Linked DNA regions of Homo sapiens: region 1 is linked to region 2. A link is an interaction called in ENCODE POLR2A ChIA-PET data of the cell type or tissue named here. Cell type or tissue: Caco-2. All regions are shown on one strand. Each heading gives the region's core, and the rest is flanking DNA. Links, peaks and the distances in the headings are about the cores only. Region 1 has its middle 52 kb from the start of DOCK9-DT. Region 2 overlaps FARP1 (FERM, ARH/RhoGEF and pleckstrin domain protein 1).

What was found. Peaks named below come from ENCODE experiments on the same cell type or tissue, not always from the same donor. Only the 100,000 strongest peaks of a DNase experiment are listed, where the experiment ranks them.
Region 1: POLR2A ChIA-PET joins it to region 2 with 9 read pairs; 2 of 35 experiments call an interaction of 5 or more read pairs at or near these places.

The regions. Positions count from the first base shown.
Region 1 is chr13:99,032,015-99,037,014 of GRCh38, forward strand. It overlaps a transcript of DOCK9 not described here. Among named protein-coding and RNA genes, the nearest start is that of DOCK9-DT, 52 kb to the right of the region's middle. In Caco-2, for the core only: a CTCF peak has its summit at 2,034 (motif pointing left); a DNase peak (open chromatin) is centred at 2,577.
Region 2 is chr13:98,393,381-98,411,223 of GRCh38, forward strand. It overlaps FARP1 (FERM, ARH/RhoGEF and pleckstrin domain protein 1), which reads left to right. Exons shown (of 27, transcript NM_005766.4): 12 at 263-338; 13 at 1,847-2,096; 14 at 15,958-16,145; 15 at 17,354-17,443. Among named protein-coding and RNA genes, the nearest start is that of FARP1-AS1, 34 kb to the right of the region's middle. In Caco-2, for the core only: no CTCF peak of the experiment used is centred there; no DNase peak of the experiment used is centred there.

The DNA of each region.
Region 1 (5,000 bases), core at 1-5,000, 630 kb after region 2:
TAACCAAAGAAACATCCTGATGATTCAAATTTCCTGGGGAGAACTAATGATAACCCATCAGAGTCATCAATGTGGGTCACTGGAGGTCACCAGGAGATCAAGGTACATTTTAATGCTAAGTGGCTTCAGTCCAAGGAGTGCCAATGAGATTATACACTGTTAAAACTGATTCCAGGCTGGGTGCGGTGGCTCACGCCTGTAATCCTAGCACTTTGGGAGGCCTAGGCAGGCCGATTGTCTAAGCTCAGGAGTTCGAAACCAGCCTGGGCAACATAGTGAAACCCTGTCTCTACTAAAAATACAAAAAAAAAATTAGCCAGAAGTGGCGGCGTGTGCCTGTAGTCCCAGCATCTTGGGAGGCAGAGGCAGGCGAATTGCTTGAACCCAGTAGGTGGAGGCTGCAGTGAGCTGAGATCACACCACTGCACTCCACACTTCAGCCTGGGCAACAGAGTGAGACACCATCTCAAAAAAAAAAAAAAACCTGATTCCAAAATTCATTCAAATATACGCACCCCTAAAACCCCTCTTTGGGAAAGATAAGGCTGAGGCTAGGTCCTCTTCCTCAACTGAAAGGGGAAGTACTATAAATTTATTAATTTATATGACATAAATTTATTAATTTACATGACATAAATTTATTAATTTACATGACATAAATTTATTAATTTATATGACAAATTAAAACAGAGTTGGTGTTTTGTAGCTTTCCACTTGAAATACAAAATCTGTATAGTTTAAAAGGAATACTTGAAGAGTCTGTTTCCAAATATCACAAACTCTTGTATTTGGCAAACAACAAGAATGTCAACCTATGTGAAAGTCTTTAATTTAGCAGATGTGTATTTAATTAAAAATTAACAGAAATCAGGAGTAGTGAGGTTACACATTCCCATAGTTCAAAGCTACCTAAAAATGGAAGTTTTAATTTCACTTCATTAAACACTTAGGAGCAGATTCCAGTAGTCTAAGTAAGACATCATTGGCTTTTAGGAACAAATGTGTCAACAACTGTTAAAGAATAGTTCCTTGTTATGAAACCTTAAAATTCTAGGACATATGATGTTTTAAGACATCTGAGTACAGGTAGCAGATTTAAACATACATAGCCACCTTCCTATCTATCAGTTGAGAACTAAAAACTAAAAAGCATTTTGATAACATGTCTAATTTCTTATATAGCATATCATTCAGGCAGGACCAGTAGTAGAGAAGGCAAAAAACAAATATTCCACCTTAGTTCTAAAACAGAAAATCTGAATATGAAAGACAGATAAGATTACAAGATATGGGCTGCTCTGGAAGGATCAACCAGGACCAATAAGTAAAAACTCTAATAACCAGTGTTGCCCTAAAATAGGATAAACCATTTGTGAGGGAATGAAACTACTGCCCCAAGGAGGGGTTCATGCATGAGCGGGAATGCCCGTGGGTGACGGAAGTATCACAAAGGCAAATGAACTAATGCCGTCAACAAACCCTCCAGTCTTCAGTGGGATGGATTTTCCATGTTGTAGACACTGTCAGCGAGTGCAGTTTCAAGTCAGGCAAAATGGAAGCTCGTGCATCTTTGATCGCGCAGGTGGTCTAAAGGGATGGCACAGAGGCCCAATATACCTAACCTGTAGAAGGCACATCTCACATCTCACCTATTGCAACAGTGATAAAAGTGAGGACACTGAGGCTTAAAGACGGTTAAAGACCAAAGTCACAGAGAACTAAAGTGTCTGAACTAGGACTTCTACTCTCACATCCCCAGACTTCAGATTAGAATTCTTTCTACTCTACCATGATGGTTTTCTGTCAGGTCCCAGAAGAACCTCAAATGCTCCCTACATATAGATGTGCTGAGTAAATAAAAGTTTTATATTTAGAGAGGAAAAAATAGAGATCAAAATGCCTGGCCAACTTCAGGGGGTCTGTGACATGGCTCTGATATGAACACCATGTCTTTTCTTCCAACTTCTAATCATGAAATATATTCAAACCAGCTGCTCCATCTAGTGGATTAATGGAAGATCCTCAGGATGAGAGAAAAGCACATTTTTAATACTGTTCAGCTCACACAACCCTAAAGCATTCATCTGCTATCCCATACCTCATATCCAAAATAGCAACACTAGAAAAGAGATTATGAAGATTACAAGCTTTCAGGAGTCAAGGATGAATTCATTCCAACTGGTTAAAACCATATTCCAAATTTGCTTCCTCCCTCATTTCCCCAGTTTCCCCCAACATAAGTACAGAGTCGGCAAAGCAGGTCACATCACAAGTCACTGAGGTAACAGCTCTCCAGTAGCACACCCAAGAGGTGTAACTCCAAACTGAAGCTGAAGCTCCCAGAGATTCCACAGCCCCTTGATATACTGTGTTTACTAATCATCTTAAGCCTAAGACCTTCTTTCCAAAGAGAACAATATGTGGTGGGAAAAACCCAGGCTCAGAAGTCAGCCAAAATTCCTGGTTCTGTCAGTTTCTGACTGTTGTAACCTTGAGTCAATCATTAAACTTCTGCCTCAGCTCCTCATCTGCAAAACATGGATAATGGCACACCCCTCAGGGGTGCCATGAGGATGGAGAGGTGACAAAAAGAATGCACCTAACACATTCCTGAAACACCGCAGCACTCAACGAACAGCAGAGACAGATAGGTGGACCTGAGTAGGCTCCAATTTAAGGGCCCTTTATCTGTTTTCCTTAATCTTCAAATTTCTATTTTAAAAAGGTAACAAAAATGGTGAGCAGAGTTGTTAGAAGACATAGAGATGCGTAATAATAAGGAACAGTGAAGGAACTGTGATTCGGTGTGGCCAGAACACAGGCAGTAAAGGTGGATGCCAGGAGTTGAGGTGAAACAGACAGGCAGTTCCTTGTAAGCCATATGGATGCATTTGGATGTCATCCAGCAATCAATGTGGAACCACCGGATTATCTTCCCATTACCCCAATCTGTCATATTCTAACACTGCTCCAAAACTTTCACAGTCACCTACTTCCTAAAGAATGAAGTGGAACAGTCTTAACAAGGTGGGTTTCTGAATCTGTGTTTCTGTCTTCTGTCTCAGCTTCCCATTTGGTATGTCAACTTTCATGTGCAGGTTTGCTCAAGACACGTGCTTTAAGATGCAGAAGAAAGATCAAATTCAATAACATTAATTATGAAACTTAAGTTGTGTCACAACTCTCAATCTCTCAAATTTGAATGAGCAGATTTAATATTAGTAAACATTCTGAACTCCAATCAAATGTAATGCAACACAAAACATGAATGAACACTATCAGAGACTGATGAATACCTCCCTCACCCCAACATCTATCCTTCCCTTTTGATATAGTAATAGCAGTGCTGGTGGGCCTCTGGCTACCCAGCCAAAAACTACATTTCTCAGTCTCTCTTGCACTGAAGTGTGTCTACTGGATTGGGTTCCAGTTAATGGGATGGTTAAAGTTAAAGCTAATGGGACGTGTTAAGTGATACGTGCAATTTTAAAGTCATGCACTTAAATGGGAAGGAGTACACCATTCCCATACCATCTCCCTTTTCTGCTACAAGGAAGTACTATGTGGAAAATGGCAGAGCAACAAGATAGAAGGAGCCTGGGACCCCAAAATGGTAGAGTCATCAATCAACCCTGAACTGTTTACACTTGGACTAAGAGTAAACCTAACTTCCATCCTTTATAAGGCATTGTTTTTTGATCTTTGTTAAAGTATATCCTAACTGTGATGCTTTCTTTTATGTGTCAACTTGGCTAGGCCACAGTACCCAGATATTTGGTCAAATACATGTGGATACTTCTGCGAAGGTAATTTTTAGATGAGATTAACATTAAATCAATAGACTGAGTAAAACAGATTGCCCTCCATAATCTGGGAGGGCCTCATCCAAGCAGTTGAAGACCTTAAGAAAAGGACCGACCTTTCCTGTGGAAGAAGAAATTCGGACAACAGACTCACTTTGAACTCCAATTGCAACATCAGCTCTTCTCTGGGTCTCCAGCTTGTCAGCCTTCCAAGCCTGCCTGCCTGCCTACCCTAGCCTCGCAATTTTGGACTTTTAAGCCTCCATGATCGTTTAAGCCAATTCCTTAAAATAGAAAGAAACATATGGATACATGGATGTATAATACATACACACATACACATCTTATTGATTCTGTTTCACTAGAGAACCCTATTATACTGTTACAAACGGAATATTTGTGCTCCCTACCCCACCAAATTCTTATGTTGAAACCCTAATCCCAACATGATGGTATTTGGAGGTGGGAACTTTGGGAGGCAATTAAGTCATGAAGGTGAAGTCCTCATGAATGGGTAGGTTTAGTGCTCGTATAAAGAAGAGGCCAGAGAGCTTGCTAGCTCTCTGTCTGCTATGTGAGAATACAATAGAAGTCATCCTTCTTTAACATGGAAGAGGGTCCTCATCAGAACCCAACCATGCTGGCACCATGATCTCGAACTTCTGGCCTCCAGAACTGTGAGAAACAAATCATTGTAGTTAGTAAGCCACCTGGTTGTTGGTTTTTTGTTTTGTTTTGTTTTTGAGACAGAGTCTTGCTCTGTCACCAGGCTGGAGTCCAGTGGAGTGATCTTGGCTCACTGCAACCTCCGATTCCCTGATTCAAGTGATTCTCCTGCCTCAGCCTCCCGTAGCTGGGATTACAGGCACACACCACCATGCCCAGCTAATTTTTGTATTTTTAGTAGAGACGGGATTTCACCATGTTGGCCAGGATAGTCTCGATCTTCTGACCTCGTGATCCGCCCACCTCGGCCTCCCAAAGTGCTGGGATTACAGGTGTGATCCACTGTGCCCGGCCAATGGGATTTTTTTTATAGCAGCTGGAGCTAAGACACTAACACCGAAACAACTAAGACATCTGAAAACAAACATTTTGTCCATTCAGCAAATATTTGGACCTAGTGTGTGCCAAGCATAGTATAGGCTCTGCAAATATAATTGAGAATAAGATACAGTTTCTGCCCTCATAGAGCTC
Region 2 (17,843 bases), core at 5,199-10,198:
CTTCACGAGCTGCACCGTGAGAACTACAACAAGGGCTTCTGAGAATTTCTCCGAGATTTAAGTAACCCTTGAACCATGCAAGTGCTATCAAAGGATGACTGCGTATGTTTCCAAGTAGCATTTGTAAAGGCGGCTCTGGGTACCATCATTATTGAGGAAGGCACTAATACGTCCAACAAAAGGACTTTTGTTTCATTTAAAACCAAGGAAAAAGAAACAAAAACCTCACCTAACTTTAATGATCTTGTGTGATTTTTCCCAGGAAGCACAGCAAGATTCATTCTATCCGGAGCCTTGCTTCACAGCCTACAGAACTGAATTCGGAAGTGCTGGAGCAGGTCAGTGATGGCGCTGTCCTATGATAACTCTGCTTTTCCCCACACTTCCTCCACGGAGCCCTGGGCTTCAGAGCGGGCTTTCTTGTTCTCTGTCCTTTCCTTTGGGGTTTTTAGCAGATGAGAATCTGATTATGGGCCTTGGCTTTGACCAGATATAGGCTTTGTGCCATGTGCCGGCAGCCTGGGCTCAGAGGCCGTGGAGTGTGTTGTGTTTTCAGCTGCCTTCTCATCTCCCATGCGGTGCTCTAAGCCACTGAGAACTCAGCTCAGCGGCGGAACCATCGCGGCAGTGGGCAGAGCTGAGACTGACTCTCCAGCTAAATGGGTCCACTTGGGAAGAGATGGGGACCCGCTTTGTAACCAATGGGTGTAACTCCTGCCTGGTGCCAAGGCCAGAAGCCTTTGCTGGCACAGAACTGGTCGGCGAGTTCCCAGAGCTTGTATTACAGGGCAGTGACCACAATTGGCAGTAAGAGACATTATCACTCTTGCTCTGAGGGTGGCAAAAGCTCGTTTTCCCTGGAGTTGGTCTCTGGGTAAGTTCTCAGGGCTTTCTCTAAAAGAGAAAAAGAAACTTGGGGAAGAATATAAAGGAGGTTTCATCGTGTGAATCCAAAAAAACCCCTTTCCCCGTCCAGGCTGCCCTGAGAAGTATAAGCAAACATGTCCTTTGTCGTTTTTCTGATGACTGTGTCAACTTGCCTTCAGGGGTCCCTGATGTGCCTGCCCATCCTTCCCTGGAGACCCCCTGTGGGCTGGAAGGGCCGTCTTGTTCCGTAGAAGCTTTACAAGCCCAACATGAGCAGGACGTGGTGGCTGGCGCCTGTAATCCCAGCACTTTGGGAGGCCAAGGCGGGAGGATCACTTGGCCCCAGGAGTTCAAAGCCAGCCTGGGCAACGTAGACCCCAGTCTCTATAAAAAAATTTAAAAATTAGCCGGGTGTGGTGGCACATGCCTGTGGTCCTAGCCACTTGGGAGGCTGAGGTGGGAGGATTGCTTGACCCCAGGAGTTCAAGCGCAGCCTGGACAACACAGGGAGACCCCATCTCTACAAAAAAAATTTTTTTAATTAGCCGGACATGGTGGCGCAGGACTGTGGTCCCAGCTACTTGGGAGGATTGCTTGAGCCCAAGAGGTCGAGGCCGCTGTGAGCTGTGGTTGCAGCACTGCACTCCAGCCTAGGTGACAGAGTAAGATCCTGTCTCCCCCTCCAAAAAAGAAAAGCAAAGCAAACCCCAGCATGAGTCGGCGGGTCCTGGAAAGCAGAGACCGGGCCGGGCTTGTGCTGCCGGGAACAGTGCTGTCAGCCGCCACGCCCTGAAGGAACCTTCTGGATCATGCCCAGATGTGCCTCCGTGATTGCTGCTAGGCCAGAGAGCTCCGGGGCAGTTCTCCCGCCGCAGAGGCCTCGGGTGTTCTTGCCTGGCTCTCCTTTTCTGTTTTCAGCCTTGGAATAACAGTCTCCCTCTTCTCTATCTCTCCGCACCTTTTTCCCCACCCCACCCAGTCTCAGCAGAGCACCAGCCTTACATTTGGAGAAGGTGCCGAATCTCCAGGGGGCCAGAGCTGCCGGCGAGGAAAGGAACCGAAGGTTTCCGCCGGGGAGCCGGGGTCGCACCCGAGCCCTGCGCCGAGGAGAAGCCCCGCGGGTAACAAGCAGGCGGACGGAGCCGCCTCGGCGCCCACGGAGGAAGAGGAGGAGGTCGTTAAGGATAGGACCCAGCAGAGTAAACCTCAGCCCCCGCAGCCAAGCACAGGTCCAGCATCCCGGGCTGCCAGAGGCAGCAGTACTTCCATTCCTTTCATTGACTGCAGTGACGTAGATAGCGAATACGACCTTCTTAGAGAACAAGCGTCCCGATCCCGGTCCCGATCCCGGTCCCGGTCCCAAACAAATGACAATTATGAGGGTGATCTGACCAGCGGTGTCTATCTGCTGTCCAGGGAGGAGGGGCGAAGAGAGGCTGGGCGTAGGGCTTCCCCGCACTCTGCGAAGTCCTCCCGGCCTCCTTCCGGAGAATTCCTTGATGACGATTCAGCAGACATCACCTTTGATATGAGCGGGAGCCCTCGACTCCCAAGGCATAGCTCTCTCATAGATGAAATGTTCAAGGGCTCGGCTGGTCACAGCCCCCTGGCCACCCCATTGTCTCCCAGCAGCAGCAGTTCAAGTCCAAATATGAGTTGGGACAGAACTGGGTCTCAAGGCTATGTTTCGGAAAATGGACATGACCATAGAGAGGGGAGTATGGGAGAAGACACTCTCCCGGACCAGGGTCCTCCTTATGAACGCTGGTCCCCCACCTCGCCAAGGCCATACATGCGGAATCTTCCTGGTAGATGTAATAAGTCAGAGACAGATCCACTCATCCTTAGCCAGGTAGCATTTACCCCGGAGGCCATGGATGGGCTTGGTGGCCGTGGGAAGTGGGGGCAAGCCAGCGCAGCTGCTCCCGAGGGTAGAAGCCTGGCTAATGGCACACCCCCCATGGGTGCAGCCTCTAAGGTCCCTGCTGTGCAGTCGGTGTGTGCCAGAGGCATGGCGGGGCAGCTGGCACCCCTGCAAGTGACCGAGGGCTCCACCAGCAGTGGGACTGAGTCCAGTGAGTCAGACTCTGAGATGCTGATCCCCGGGAGTCAGCCCCTCATATTTGGTAACCCCGCAGTGCTGCGTTCCCCGTCCCTGCTGAGAAGCCGGGGGTCCTTGGGTGGCCTGCGTTTGAGTGAGGAACAGGAGGAGGATGAGTGAGGAACAGGAGGAGGATGAGTGAGGAGGCCAGGAGCCAAGTCTTCAGCCCGAGCAACCTGGGGTCACGAGACCAGGGTTTCCCTAAAGATCATCTGTTCTAGTGACTCATTCATTTGTAGTCTACATTTGTTAGAGGAGATTTTGGACAGGCACATGTTTGAAAGAGTCTGCCTGACTTCTAAAATCGTTAAGAAAAACAAAACTTCACATAAGTGGCTTGCTTTCCAGAAAAGGTGGGCAAGATAAACAGCAAGTCCTAATGACAAGTTCTCAGGAGCTTGTTTATTTTGCTGGTTGAAGGCTAGGAAGAAACACTTTATTATGAATCCGATCATGTGTATAGTGTGTTATATTTATATGGCAATTTTCTGTGTATGTTCAATTATGCAGCTCACCCTCCTGTTGGTTGAGAGTTTGAACTGAAGCATCCTTGAGATTACAGAAAAGGGTTTCCCATTCTCCCCTTCTTTAAAAGGAGGGCTGCTTTGTCCATGCCTCATGAAGTGAGGAATTGGCACTATTCAAGGCCAAATGTAAATTGATAGCTAGTTGAGATTATGTTGGTGAAATCTTTCGTCAAGAATAATGAATATTTTAATGGGAAGAATTTGGGGTTATTTCTGCTTCCCAGGCTTCCTGTGAAATACTAGAAAAGTTGTCAAATCTTCATGAATTGTGATCTACTAGGGATTGCTGGTTTGGTTTAGGTTTGCATTGGTGGATCATATTGTTATGTTTTAAGAAGTACAATTCTGCCTCTCAGAATCTCTTGGTGAAACTGAAATCCTATTGAGTGTGGATGCAGGGAAGAGCAACACCTTGAAATAGGCACTGTTGTCACCAGTAGGTCAACAAACTAAATGCCTGCCTTTGAATTGTGTACAGCGCAGAGAAGGACTGTTTTCCAGCATGGTTGCTCTTGGTTGGTGTACAGACACAGTCTTACCATTCACACTCTGGTGAACAGTGTCCTCTGTTGGGAATAGTGATACTTGGATGTTTCTCTGAGCCAGAAAAAAGAAAATGTAAGGAGAGAGAGATTGACTTCTTTTTAAATCTTGCCCACCAGTGTCACTGCCTTTCACCCAGCATTCCTGCATTTTAGATTAAAGAGCCTGGTTTTCACTTGAAGTTTCTCTGCCTTAGCTGCACGTTGCAATTTTCTGAGATATTTTAAAAATTAGTGATGCCGGGACCCTGACCCTAGGGATTTTGATCTCATTGGTCTTGAGTGCTCCTTGGGCTTCCCAGCTGTTTGTACTGGGCAGCCAGGGTCACTTCTTACCCAGGCTGTCTCGAATCTAGTGGAATACAGTAAAAGTGTTAGCTAAATTTTTGGCTTGCTTGCAGAGTAAGAAAAACATCACAAACAAACTGCTTTTTCTTGATGCCTGTGATTTGTACTTTTCAGCCTTAGGTACTTTTTTTTTTGAAAAAAAAAAAAAAAAAAAGATAAATTGTAGAATAAAATTTTTAGATCCTAAGTAACTACAAAATTATTGAAAAGAGTCCTAACAAGGATAGCTCCCTGATGTGCCACCATACCAGGGCCTCACTGGGCTCATCACGCGACCCGATCACAAGGGAAGCACCAGGCGTGCTTAGGACACTGAGTAGAATTTGGCAGCAGCATAGAAAATGGAGGAGGATCGGCTCGTCTCATTGACAAATGATATCTGTCCACATGAATGTCCAGAAGTCGGTTTTAAAGAGTCTGAACACTTAATCCATTTTTATACAGACTTTTTTTGTTTTGTTTTCCTAATCATTTGATTCAGTGCCTGATTGAATCAAGCTGATTGTTGGATCGTTTGAGAGTTGTTCATTGAAGTAGTCTATTTACGCCTTGCTTTGAATTTATATATTTAACCAGAATCACAGAATTTTTAAACTGGAAGGGACCTCAGAGGTTCTTCTGGGCAAACCTTCATTTCTTCTGAAAAAGTTAAGTGACTTTGCATAACTAATACAGCTATTGCATGACAAAGCTGAAACTGTAACCTCGTCTCTAGGCTTCACTTTTTTAATCTCTGTGATATCTTGGTGCAATAGGAGCTTTTTGATTCAATATTTTAATTTTGGAGAGTCATATGAATTAATAATTCAAATCGGATGTGGAGACTAGTGATCAAGTAGACTTAGGCAATTACAGGCCATAATAGGTGGGAAGAACTACTTCTTTTTATATGGTGAGGGTTTTGCAGTTATAACACATTTTTGCATAATCTGTTCAGACATAGGAAAAATGTCAATTTGCTATGAGTGTTCAGTGAAGTGTGAGTTAAACAGAGCCAAGTGTGGAATCCTGTGGTTTATCTGTGAAAGTGGTTTGTTCAAATGAATTTTCTTTTTCCCTCTAATTATACAGCAGTCTGGTAATGAAATACGATTGAGCACTAGGTATGAACTTACACAGCGTATGACAGGAATCGTCAAATGTAAGCATCCCCGAGCAAAACACGCTTCAATCATTATTTTGTTTTGCTTTTTCCTACAGCAGTGATTTTTATCTAAGTATTTTAAGAGCAGTTGATCAATGGCAGTATACTCAGTTGTGTATTGATGAGATTTTTCACTTTAAGAGTTGCTCATAGAGTTTTTCCCTCACTGGCTTTGTACCAGGCAAGCAACTTAATTTCTGCTTCTTGGCCAGTATTCACAAAAGCAGCAATCCTGGTGTAATTAATGGTGCTTACAGTTTGTTTAAAGGCTGTTTATCATACATCCTGATGTGCTGCGAATAGTCACTACTTGCCTCAAGAGGAGCTTGTCCTATGCTAATAAAGATTCTATAACATTGGCCAAAGGGTCCGTTTATACATTCTTTGAGCCTGGTGGAGCACGTTTGCTGAGGTGATGTGGTCTCCTCAGTGTCACTGTGAAGAGCTCAGTCAGGAAAAGCCAGCAGCATCTACCCTGCCACCCTCCAAACCTTCTGACTTTGGGGAGACTCCAGTCCCCCAGGTCTTTACCCAGCCTGCAGATCTCATTCTAGCTTAACAAGGGCATGCGTGTGCATGAAGTTGAACTAAGAGTGGAGGAAGGCCAGAGGTAGGGTTGGGTGTGATACTAGGTAGCAGATATTACAGACTTCTGAATGCATTCAGATTTCCAAAGGGTTTCCTGAGACCTCTCAACCAATCTTTCTAGGACAATAGCTAGTGTAGGGGTCTCCTGACTCAATAGGGGACCCAGGCCTTCAGATACCAGCCACTCACTGGCTGCTCTGTGACGTGCTATCTTAAGACCGTGAATGGAAGACAAGCCCTATGTAAACACAAATCTTAAAGCCACTGTTGGCTACTCGAGGGCCTCCTTGTGCTAATATCTTTTGTTGGATATTATTTCAAAATATGTGAATTTTAGACCCTTTTGTGGTTGCCTTTGCTGCCGCTTGTTAAGGGCAAAATAAAAACGCAAGAAATTCTTTTAGCATGAAGAAATACATTTAATGAGCTCCAGAACTCAAAATAAATGGCTTCAGCTCCTTGAACAGTCATCTGTATGCCATTGACAATATTTTATTAGATAGGCGTTTAATTAGAGGAAGTCTGTGGGCCAGATTCTTCCCTGCATGTGTGATTCATATTTGGAAATTTCTGATTTATCTCCCCCCAATTGTGCCATGTGGCCTGCACTTAAAATGTAAGTAATTCTGATTTTATTCTCAAGAACTTATTTGAAGATTCAAGCCAAGCAATGCTGAAAAAAGCTAGGCCTGCAAAACTAAAACATAGCACGAGCCTCTCAAAATTTCCACCAAATATACAAAATCCAGTCTGCTCTGAATGTGCATCAGAAACTCAACTTTGGTTATTAGCCCTGGAATTTGGTGCCAAAAACAAAAATTTGGTTTTGTTGTCAAGCAATTTCTAAAGGAAGAAACAATGTAAATATTAATCTGTCATTTTAAATGTTGTTGAAACTGCCATGAGTGTGCACACAGCTCTCTGTTTCATACCTGTAATCAGTATTCGCATGCTTTCAGTCCACTGTTTCTACTTAAAGCATTATTCCGTATTTCAGCACAGAATGACTTTGGTGAAACTGTAGCTGTTAGTGAGTAATTGCGTTACAGGCAGACCCAGTCTTAAATTAACAAATCTGGGTTCCCTTAACTATCAGGTTTATGTTGGTTTTATTTGCTTCTATCTGGATCCCTTCTCTTTGCCTGGGACCTTATTCTGATTAGCTAGATTTTTAAGAGCTTTTAAAGTTACATTCCCCAGAAAGACTTTTTTTCTCTGGACTTTCTCTTTTATGGTCTGTAAACATTTCTCCTCTGATGGTCATGGACTTAGTTCTAAGACTGGCCTTCCTCTAGTGTGATGGTATGAGTCTATTCTATTGCTGCTAAATTTTACAAATTGAACTGCAGAAGAGTCTTTCTAGGTAATCCCTGTAACAGAGCAAGTTTCTTTGAACCCTAGCCATGTATGTGTAGTGTTCCATTATTGGAACGCTAAGCATGTGGGAGTTATTTATATCTTACTGCTCACGGTCATCATCAAGGTCTGATTACAAAAATTCAAAAAATTACAACCTCAGGCATAAATTTAAAGAGGTGGCCATTTAAAAATAATCCGTTGCTACCATTTCCACTTAAAATGGTAGCTCTCTGATGAGTTTTATATTGGCTCTCTGTTAGCCAAGCCCGTAAGAGCATATGGAGAGAAAGGTACGATTGAATGAACTTCTGTGAGCGGCATAAAGACATTTACTCTGACAACATTAAAGAATTTACTGGTACTGTTTTTTTTCCTTGTTAGTTTAATTCCATCTGTTTCTGTTTAATTGAGTGAAACTTAATAAAAATGGTGTCTCTAGTGAGCACATGTACACACCTCTCCCAGTTGTTGGGATTTAAAATGAAGCTGTGACTTTTAGGCCAAAATTAGCGTGACACTTAATATAACAGTTTTCTTTCTATTAAAAAATAATGACAAAACACACACACACACACACACACAATCTGTATGATGATTTGGCCTGGAGTTGTAGACATCACAGATCAAAAGTGGCCTGGTGCTAGCTGTTTGGGTATATCCTTGAAAAGGGCAACTTTGTCATTTCCTAGAGTAACCTAGAGAGAGATTTCCAAGCATTTCCCCATGAACAGAAGTGGTAAATGCTGATTTATTGTGCCATATGTGTGTTTGGGAGGAGGGGAGATAGCGTCTTGTTTTGAAAAAAGTTCTCACTTCATAAAATAAACTGCACACCACTCCAAAAAAAAAAAAAAAGATGAAACCTCAAGCAGGAGGAACTTTTTTATTTAACCCCTAGTGAAAGCAATTAAACGTCTTGGTAGATGCTAGGGAAGAATTAGAAAATCTTCTTTTCCTGAAAGCTTTAAACATTGAATAGACTCTGATTTATTCAGGATCATTTCGGTGTAGATTGGCCACTCGACACAGACATCACAGCATGGTAGCCTCGAAACCAAGCCTTCAGCATCTTCTCGGCGCCCGGTGTTGGAGTGTTACTTGGAGTGGAGGCAGTGCATTTGCATCTTCATGTAGTCTCCAGATCAGGTTACTCTGATTTGTCTTGGAGTGGCTTTCTGTTTGAAAGTAGGGAAGATTAAAAATCAACTTGCCACGGGATATCTGATCTCCATGAGTAGTTGAAAGCCAGTCTAAAAGGTTAACTCTACAGGGCCGGCGCCGCCAGTGCGGTCATGGAAAATCGTGCTGTGAGATACTGGAGTGTGCTGCTGGGGCCAGGTGCAGCAATTGCAGAATGTTGAGGAGTGAGGAGTAGTTAGAAATCACTGCAACATGGAAAAGCACACAGACCAAGGACGCTAAGGAGGGAGCGAGGACTACCGGGCAGGTGTGCGTGTGTGGAGTAAAATGCATCGGACAGTGATTGACTCCACTTTTGAGTGAGATGTGGAGGCGGTAGTGGTGTGGGGGTTGTGAGGGAGTGAGTCTGCTTTATTATGAATCAGGATTGATAGCTGGCCTTAAAGTGGGAAATGATAGAAGGGTCACTTAGGAGCCTGCAGTGGCATGGTGACCAGTCTGTTATTACTCATAGATGACCTTTTCTGGCTCTTGAAACCAAGCTAACGACTCCTTTTTCTTCTGGGCCTCAAAGTTTCTTTGTAGGAAGTAAAGCATTTGTCACTTTCCCTGCAGTGATTTATTGAAAGACTGAAGATAGGTCTTCCTTAGTTAAGGACGCACACTGGCTGCTCGCTCCAGAAGCACCAAGAATGGCTGATGGATAAATCCCTTACCCATACTCCTGTTTCTGCCTCCTAAGGTTGCTGTGAAAACCTAACTAACCAAACCTCACCAGCTTGGCCTATATTATTAATCAAATTCCCTTCTGTTCTCTCTGTGTGTATATTTAATACTGTAGATAATATGTTTTATTTAAAATTTCTAATACACCAAATTAATTTGAAATAGAAAAGGCTGGGGACTTCATTCTCATTTTTGTCATTTGTTTAATCAGTTTGGGAAAACATTTTCCGTTGTTCCATTGTATGCAGTGTCTTGTCAGCATGTACCTATCTAGGAGAAAACGCTTTGTTTTCAGCGTTCTGTCTTTACCCTCAAAGCATGGTGTAGCTTCTGTTCTTACACTGTTGGAGCACTGTCTGATGTCTTTTTTTTTTTTTTTAACACTGCTGAATACCAATTTGTACTTGGAATACCTCTTTCCTCTAGAATACAGTGATCCTATTCCCCAAAGTGCAAGCTTTCATGTGGAAGCATCCTAAGTGATCGTCCTGGGTGATGCCATATTTCACTAAAGTGGGAAAAGAAGAGGTGAACTTTGCTCTTCCAACAAGGCTTGCACTTTATACTTTGGGCAGTGCATGGGAGAAGGGGGGCCCTTAGAGGTGAGCAGGATCACTGTAGCTAGAGGAGAGGTCTCACTGAAACAGAACGCATCTGTGACTGTAGCTTGCATGGAGAGCCTAGACAGCCAACCATGGATTTGCCTTTATGTTTTGAATGGAAACATCTATTTCAATTGGGATAGAAACCTTTACCTATGTCATATCTGTAAGAGAATTTAGCTTATAGATATGTAGATACGTGTGTGTGTTGCTGGGTGGGGAAGTGGGTGGGAATGTAGAAAAGGCCTCACCTGACTTGGTCCCAGTTGGCTTCTGATGGCCAAGGAGCTGTTTTTCATTTTGGTGGGCACCCAACATGTAGGTTCTCACAGATGCTGTCTGGTTTCTTCTTCTCTCCATGGCGGAACAATGAAGTACGTCAATAAAGCATGGACTCATACCACTGGGAAGAATGCTGGCTTCTCCAGTAACAATGAGCTTGGTGGTTCTTTGAGCATGGAAGGCCAAGCTCATGTCACAGTGTATGCACGGTATTAATATATCTCTTGTTGATCTAAACTGAAGGGGCTTTTACTTGTCCTAACAGGTATCATGCTGTAAAAACTGTCCATTGTAACTGTTCTTTCCCACTGATGGCTGAAGCTTTGTCCTGAGTACAAGATGGTATTTTTCATTGGTACGAAGCACCATGTTCCCAACCCAAACACTGCCTCCACCACCACCACCACCACCATCACCACCACCACTGCTACTACCAACATCACCACCACCATCACCACCACCGTGTTCAAACAAAGCAGCATTCTCCTGTGTCTTTTCCTCATAAGTAAGAACAAGGTAGCACATTCATTTTTCCATTAGTGCATTTCAATTCTTTTCCTGCAAGTTGCATTGCTATTGCTTTTCTGAATTGCTTGATGATGAACTGTGAAGCTGATGCTTAGCTGCTTGTGAAACTTTTCTTAAAGGAACTGGGTCTAAGAAGCACACATACATTACCCTCAACAACCTCAGGTATCAAGAAGAGGACCACACTGCTAACATGGGTAATCCTATAACCTGGCTTTTCTTGTGGAACTTTGTAATTTCTATAAAATACCGCCAGCTTTGCGTATTCCACTGAGCCCCAACTTAGATATCAGACGCTAGTGAGTCCTGCCTATTCAGGAAGCTACGTATTATTCAGCATAATACTGCCCTTTTTTTTGATAACTGGCTTTCAAATGGGATAATCTCAAGAGAGGTTTCATTGTATCCTCTTAGAGCGTATGGATTTAAATAGAGCCTTTCAAAAAAATAGATGAAAACCTACATCTCTAATATATTTCCTACTTGGGCCTTTTGAGCATATTCTGGGCACATAGAGAGAAAATCTCCTATGTTTTAGAACAGAATAAAAGAAGACAAATTATGGTAGATAAGTGGCACCCAGAAGATTGCAAAATAAATAATTTTATGTGGGGGAATATTGAAGAAAAAGCATAGAAACTTTTTTATAATTGCACTTTAAAATTTTGGAAAAGAAAAATTGAGAATGCAATCAGTAGTCTCATTTTTGTCAGTATTCTGTCAGATATTAGCTATTCAATAAGCATATCTTGGATTACTATTTTTTTAGTTGTCAGTTTTTCTAGTTTCCCCCTTTATAGGAAAAAATAATACCTATGTGGTTAAAAACTGAGACCCATTTAAAAAACAGGACAGGTACAGTTAAGTACTAGAAATGCCGTTTTTATCACTTGAAAAATAGATTAGAAATGTTTTTCTTTTCCCAGAATTGTGTGAGTTTGTTTTGAAGCCTTGAATACCGGTACATGGTTAACAGGCAGCTTGTGCCCAATCCCAAAGCGGGAAGAAAGGCCTGGCTTTGGCTCACTGATGATAAAGTCTCCTCCCACTGCCTTTCAGCAGCTCTGCCGAAGAGCTGATCAAGATGCTGCAAACCCAGCTTCCCCAGACCGGCCAAGAGGGAAGAATGATGAGCGTGTTTTAAATTACAAAGAGAGAGCAGCGCAGGCAGTTTCTGGTCTGGGTGATAAATTGAAATCCATAAATATAGCAGTGCTAATTTGAAGTTCCGTAATTGTTTGTGCCATGAGAATGTGTACATTTGAAAGGATTTTATAAAGCAATTACTAGAAATGCCTCCCTTGAGAGCTGTATGACTGGAGGTGTTTTCAGTCTGAGGGGGGCAGCATAAACCCAAACCTCTTCTAGATGAATGGCAGGGTGGCGGGAGGGGTCATGAAATCATGGGGAAGAGGTGAAGGATTTGAGAGCTACTAACCTGACATCTAACTGAATGCCTAAGAAATTGCAGGGCAATTTCAGGAAATAGGAAAAATAATTTTGAAAACATTCAAAGCCTCCAGACTTTCGGTGTGTGACTGATCTTTTTTCTAATCTCTTTAAACTTCTTTCCACCTATTGCCTTAATAGCAGGTGCTTCCTCTTAGGGTCCCCCCAAATTATTTACCTCGAGTTCCCTAATGAAATTACTTTGCATTAATTTGTCATAAAGGGAGAAGTGCTAGAAATACCGAGGCATTGATAATTTCATGGAGTAGCAATGAATGTCAGTCACAGTTTCCTCTCCCCGTTGCCCGGGGCTGTGCCTTCAAAGCAGGTGACAGACTGCAAGGTGTAAACAAGCTTTATAATGCCATATAAATCAAACCGGGCTCATTTTACCTAACAACAGAACCATGTTTGTTTGCTTTTTTGTAAAATGGACTACTTCAGTGAAAAATTGATTCCACGTAGTTCTAATAACTCTGTGACCTTGGACATTGGCTTTTTATAGACACAGCTCTTCCCACCTGCTGGTATGGACACCAGTTTGTACAGACTGTTGTCACACACCCTGGCTCAAAGTCAAAAGAGAATTTTAATTACTCATCAAGCTGCCAAATTCTACTAATTGCCCCCTTGTCAGCATATTTCATTAATTGCTGAAAGGTAAATGAGTTACATATTTTGTTTGGACCACGTCACCTGTACATTTTCAAAGCCTCGGATTGTTTATCTTGCAAAGAGAGAAGGGGCCTCTTCTCCACAGATGCAGCTCAAATTAGCAAAACTGAACTGTAGAGTTTCAGGCCTTTCCCTTCCTTAAAATGCTGATAGATTTCTAGACCAGACTTTGATATTTATTGGCTTCTTGGTCTTGCTGTTTAAACACACCCATTGCCCTTTCTTTCTTAGGCCCTATAAGCAAAGCTGGAGTAGCGTCTTGGGAAAAGGCCAACTGACCACCCTAATTTTGTCGTTCCAAGTCTGCAGAGCGCACATATTAAGTAGTTGTTACTGACATCTTTAGGCTCCGTGAGTGAAATGCAGCAAGCCTGCCCCCAGCAGCCTGTGGGCTAATCCTGAGCTGTTCCTTCGTTTAGGTACACAGGTGACCCTGAAGTTCCCACTCGGCCCTCTGTTTTCTGAGTCCTGTCTCCTCTGTAGCACAGTGGGGATTGTTCTGAACCGTGGCACGCCTTCTTGGCGAGGCAGGCTCTCTTATGGAACCATAGTCTGTTACCTCATTTCTTCCAACTGCTCTGTCCCCTAAATGTGTGTTCCCAGGTGCAGTGCAGCAAGGGTGCTCGCTGTTGGCCTTTGAGAGTGGAGGTGGCTGTATCGGAGTGTGCTCCCCCTACTTTTTCCCTTGCCCCGAGTGGCAGTTCTTTTCCTCTCTGTTGCCGGATGCTGTCTAGGGCCTGTTAGTTGCTATTTCCTTGCCTCCGCTCCCCTTCCCACTAGCCTTCTAACTACCTTTTATTCTCGGCTCCAACTCTTTCAATGATGAGGTGAATGCTTTTTCTGTTCCACGTCACTGCAAAGTCAAGGTGTCCAGCATGCTCTCACTTATAACTGCCTCACCCGATCTCACGCACAGTGCGAGAGCTGAAGGTAAGCCCCGGATGTTGCCAGATTACGGTGGACAAATAAAAAACAACTCTCCAACAGCAACTCACAAATGCATGAAATGTTTTAACCTCTAGACAGACTGCCAGAATTTCTCTCTTCTAATTCCTACTTGTAGTGATAACATTTTTCTTTTTGTGATTTTTTTTTTTTTAAATAATAGTGTAGTACCTTGAAACAACTGCAGTTCTAACTCATTGTCACCATTTCTGTTTGACACGTTCCACTTCCTTTGCAATTATTGTATTTAGTTGTGCACTAGTGTCAATAAAATTGACATTTGTGAAGCAATTTCTGGCCTTTTTCTCCGGGGTTTTCTGGGTCTGGTGGTGTTTCGGGTGATGGGGTCTTTGTCTAACACAAGGCTTCATGTTAGTGAGGTATATTAAAAAACATGAGGATTTAAAAGCAGAGGGATTTTAAAAATGCAAGCTTACTGAATCTGCCTTTTCCTCACATTTTCTAATCTTGCTATCCAAGGATCATTGCACTAACCAGTAGTCCGTGGGCAGGACGTCTGCCTTTTGTCATTCTCCAGGTACAGTGGATCTTCCTCCACTGTGTTGGCGGTGCTGCTGACTGCTCAACCTGGCACCAAGGGTGGGGGCTGGTGGTGGTTTCTCCAGGGTTCATTTATACTGGGACCAAATTCACCGCCCTTACTTCATCAGCTCCATTCTAGGTAGGCTGTTGTATCTTGTAATTCCAAAATGCACATGCATGACTCCAGAGGGTGAGAACAGATGACAGGAAAATGGGGGTGCTCCTAGAAAACCGCCCTCCACCTTTTCCCTTAGAGATCTTCAGCGTACCAAGTAGCAGCGAGCCTGAAACTGTAGACTGGGAAATTGAGAAAGCGCTGACTTTGTCTTTCCTTATCATGGTAGTAGACAGGACTGCAGGTTATTTTAACTTTGCTTACCTCATATTAGCTCTAGCAAATCTGCTTTATTAGTATAAATATAAGTGTTAGACAAAAACACTTAGGTTAGAAGTATATTCTGAAACATCCCATGTAGCTTCATTGGGTTGAGATACAGATATTTGCAAAAGTGTATTGGCAAAGAGTGTCCTATACATATCATCTCCCTTGGCTGACTCATAGCGGGTAATATATACTTTTTTTTTTTTTTTTTTTTTTTGAGACAGAGTCTCACTTTGTCGCCCAGGCTGGAGTGCAGTGGGGCGATCTCAGTTCACCGCAACCTTACCTACCTGGTTCAAGCAATTCCCCTGCCTCAGCCTCCCAAGTAGCTGGGATTGCAGGCACCCGCCACCATGCCCAGCTAATGTTTTTGTATTTTTGGTAGAGACGGGGTTTCATCATGTTGGCTAGACTGGTCTCAAACTCCTGACCTCAGGCAATCCGCCTGCCTCGGCCTCCCAAAGTGCTGGGATTACAGGCGCGAGCCACTGCGCCTGGCCACATTTTCATATTACTATGGTATCCTTTCTCAAGGACTCATGGTACCCTGTCACTTTTATCTTATAAAGGGAAATTGTGATAATATAATGACGTCTGCTTTTGCATGTTGAAGTGATCACATATGCCTGTAATGTGATGCTAGTGTTTCTGTCCCAAACAGTGAGAGACATGGAATGACATCACCAGGTATAACAAGCTTGCTTCTGTTCTTTGTAGAATGGGGAGTTAGTTGCTTGACCTTTCTGTTAGCTGTGACCCATTGTTACGGGACGTAGTGTGTCCTAAGTACAGCAGTTGCTTAGATGCCTGTTAGTATAGTTGTATTTTCTAATCATTTCCCCATGTCTCATTGTGACATAGACACTGTGTCTTTCTTGAGTAATTCTTAGAAGTAAGCAGTAGTTGGGAGATGAAATTCCTATTTCGGGATACACTATGCTTTTAAGCTATTTTAATTGCTATCTAAGCAGAGTTCTCTATCTTATCATTAATTACGTAATGAGGCTCCATTGAATCCTTCATACTTTGGTATCTTTATTAAGGCAGCTTTGACTTAGGAAAAAAACTAGAAAATAAAGAATCGCTTTAGGTTTGCCATGGCGGGGTAGTCAAATCTTACGATTTGAAAAAGGTGAAAGTAGTGAATAGAAATCAGGTCCCAGAAAAAAATTACTTTTTTTTTCTTTAAAACTTCTCATCCCCAAACAGGCTCCCTGACTGGCAGTCCTCACCTTTCCGAGCTGTCTGTGAACTCGCAGGGGGGAGTGGCCCCTGCCAACGTGACCTTGTCTCCCAACCTGAGCCCCGACACCAAGCAGGCCTCTCCCTTGATCAGCCCGCTGCTGAATGACCAGGCCTGCCCCCGGACGGACGATGAGGATGAGGGCCGGAGGAAGGTACAGGGCCGAGGGCTCAAGCGCGTGTGTGGCTGTGTGTGCACGTGTGTTTGTGTGAATTTTAAAAATTGTACTAAAATATACATAAGAGCAAAGGTACCATGTGAGCCATTTTCAAGTGTACAGCTTGCTGGCATTAAGTACATTCATGTTGTTGTGCCACTGTCCCGACCATCCATCTCCAGAACTTATCTTCCCAAACAGAAACTACATCCATTTGTCACTAACTCCTCCTTCCCCCTCCTGCCAGCCACTGGCACCTCATTCTACTTTCTGTCTCTATGAATTTGCCTACTCTAGGTACCTCATATAAGCAGAATCACCCAGTATTTGCCATTTTGTGACTGGCTTATTTCACTTAGCATTCTGTCTTCATGGATCATCCATATGTAGCATGGGTGAGAATTGCCTGCCATTTGAGGGCTGAGTGATGTCCCGCTGTGTGTATAAACCACACTTTGTTATCCATTCTTCTGTTAATGGACAGTCATGTGGTTCCCACCTTTTGGCTGCTGTGAACATGAGTGTCCAGGTATTTGTTTGAGTCTCTGCTTTGAAGTCTGTTGTGTGTACACCCAGCAGTGGAGTCAGGTGGACTCCTATGAGAAGTGGGCAAAATGGCGGACAACAGGCGACCTCCTTGCACTTATTGTTTAAAGAGAAAGCAAGGTTGAATGGCCGGCCTCCTCCACGGTGGGGCTGGCTGCCCACCTGACTGACAGCCGCCAAGGGAGTTCAGGCCGATGATGCCACCAGCTGATCTCACCCCTGTCCCTTTAGACCCAGCTACCATGTGTTCCCACAATGTAACTTCCATGTCATGAACACCAACTCCACCAACGGACATAGGACGAGACAGTTCCTTTTTTATGTATTTCCTTTGCCTAATTTGAGTCCTTTTGCTGACGGTAATTTTTACCTGGAAGGAAACCTTCCTAGACTATATTCTCATCATGGAAATCCATTATCTTAGCCTAGCTCCTCACATGAAACGGAGAGTAATTCATATTTATTCTCTTAACACAAAAAGGAGAATACATTCTTATTTATTCTCCTAACCCAAAAAGGAGAATAAGAATTTTATTTCTTGTTGATGCCAGCTAACAAAAGATCACAAGTTAGTAACATATCACTTTAATGAGGACATTCTCCGAGACGCATACTCAAAAATGATTATTGCGCTTTGTTTCTTTTGCTGGGTTTTGCAGAGATTCCCAACTGATAAAGCGTACTTCATAGCTAAGGAAGTGTCTACCACCGAGCGAACATATCTGAAGGATCTCGAAGTTATCACTTCGGTATGTGCAGTATTTCCCCAAAAGCATTCGATTACATGATTTATCTCAGCTAATACTCAGCTATACGGGGAGGCTGGAGCTAATTAAATGTTGGATTCGCTGACTTCAGTTGAAAGGATTGTGGTCCTAGGGTATAGAAATTAAATGCTAATAGTATATTTAATTGGGAATATATGCTATAACATTTTTGATAATGATGATTTTCAAGTGCAAAAGAAGGAAGTTCCTAAGGCAGAGAAAATTAAAATTAAACATTTTACCATCTGTGTGCACCAGTCCAGAACATGTCGTGTTTTGCCCATTGCCAAGTATAACTGCTGATTTTTGTTCACGGGAGACCTCGGAGGTGAACAGGAGATTCATTTTATCTTTGATAATAAATTGAGCCTTGTCCGCAAAA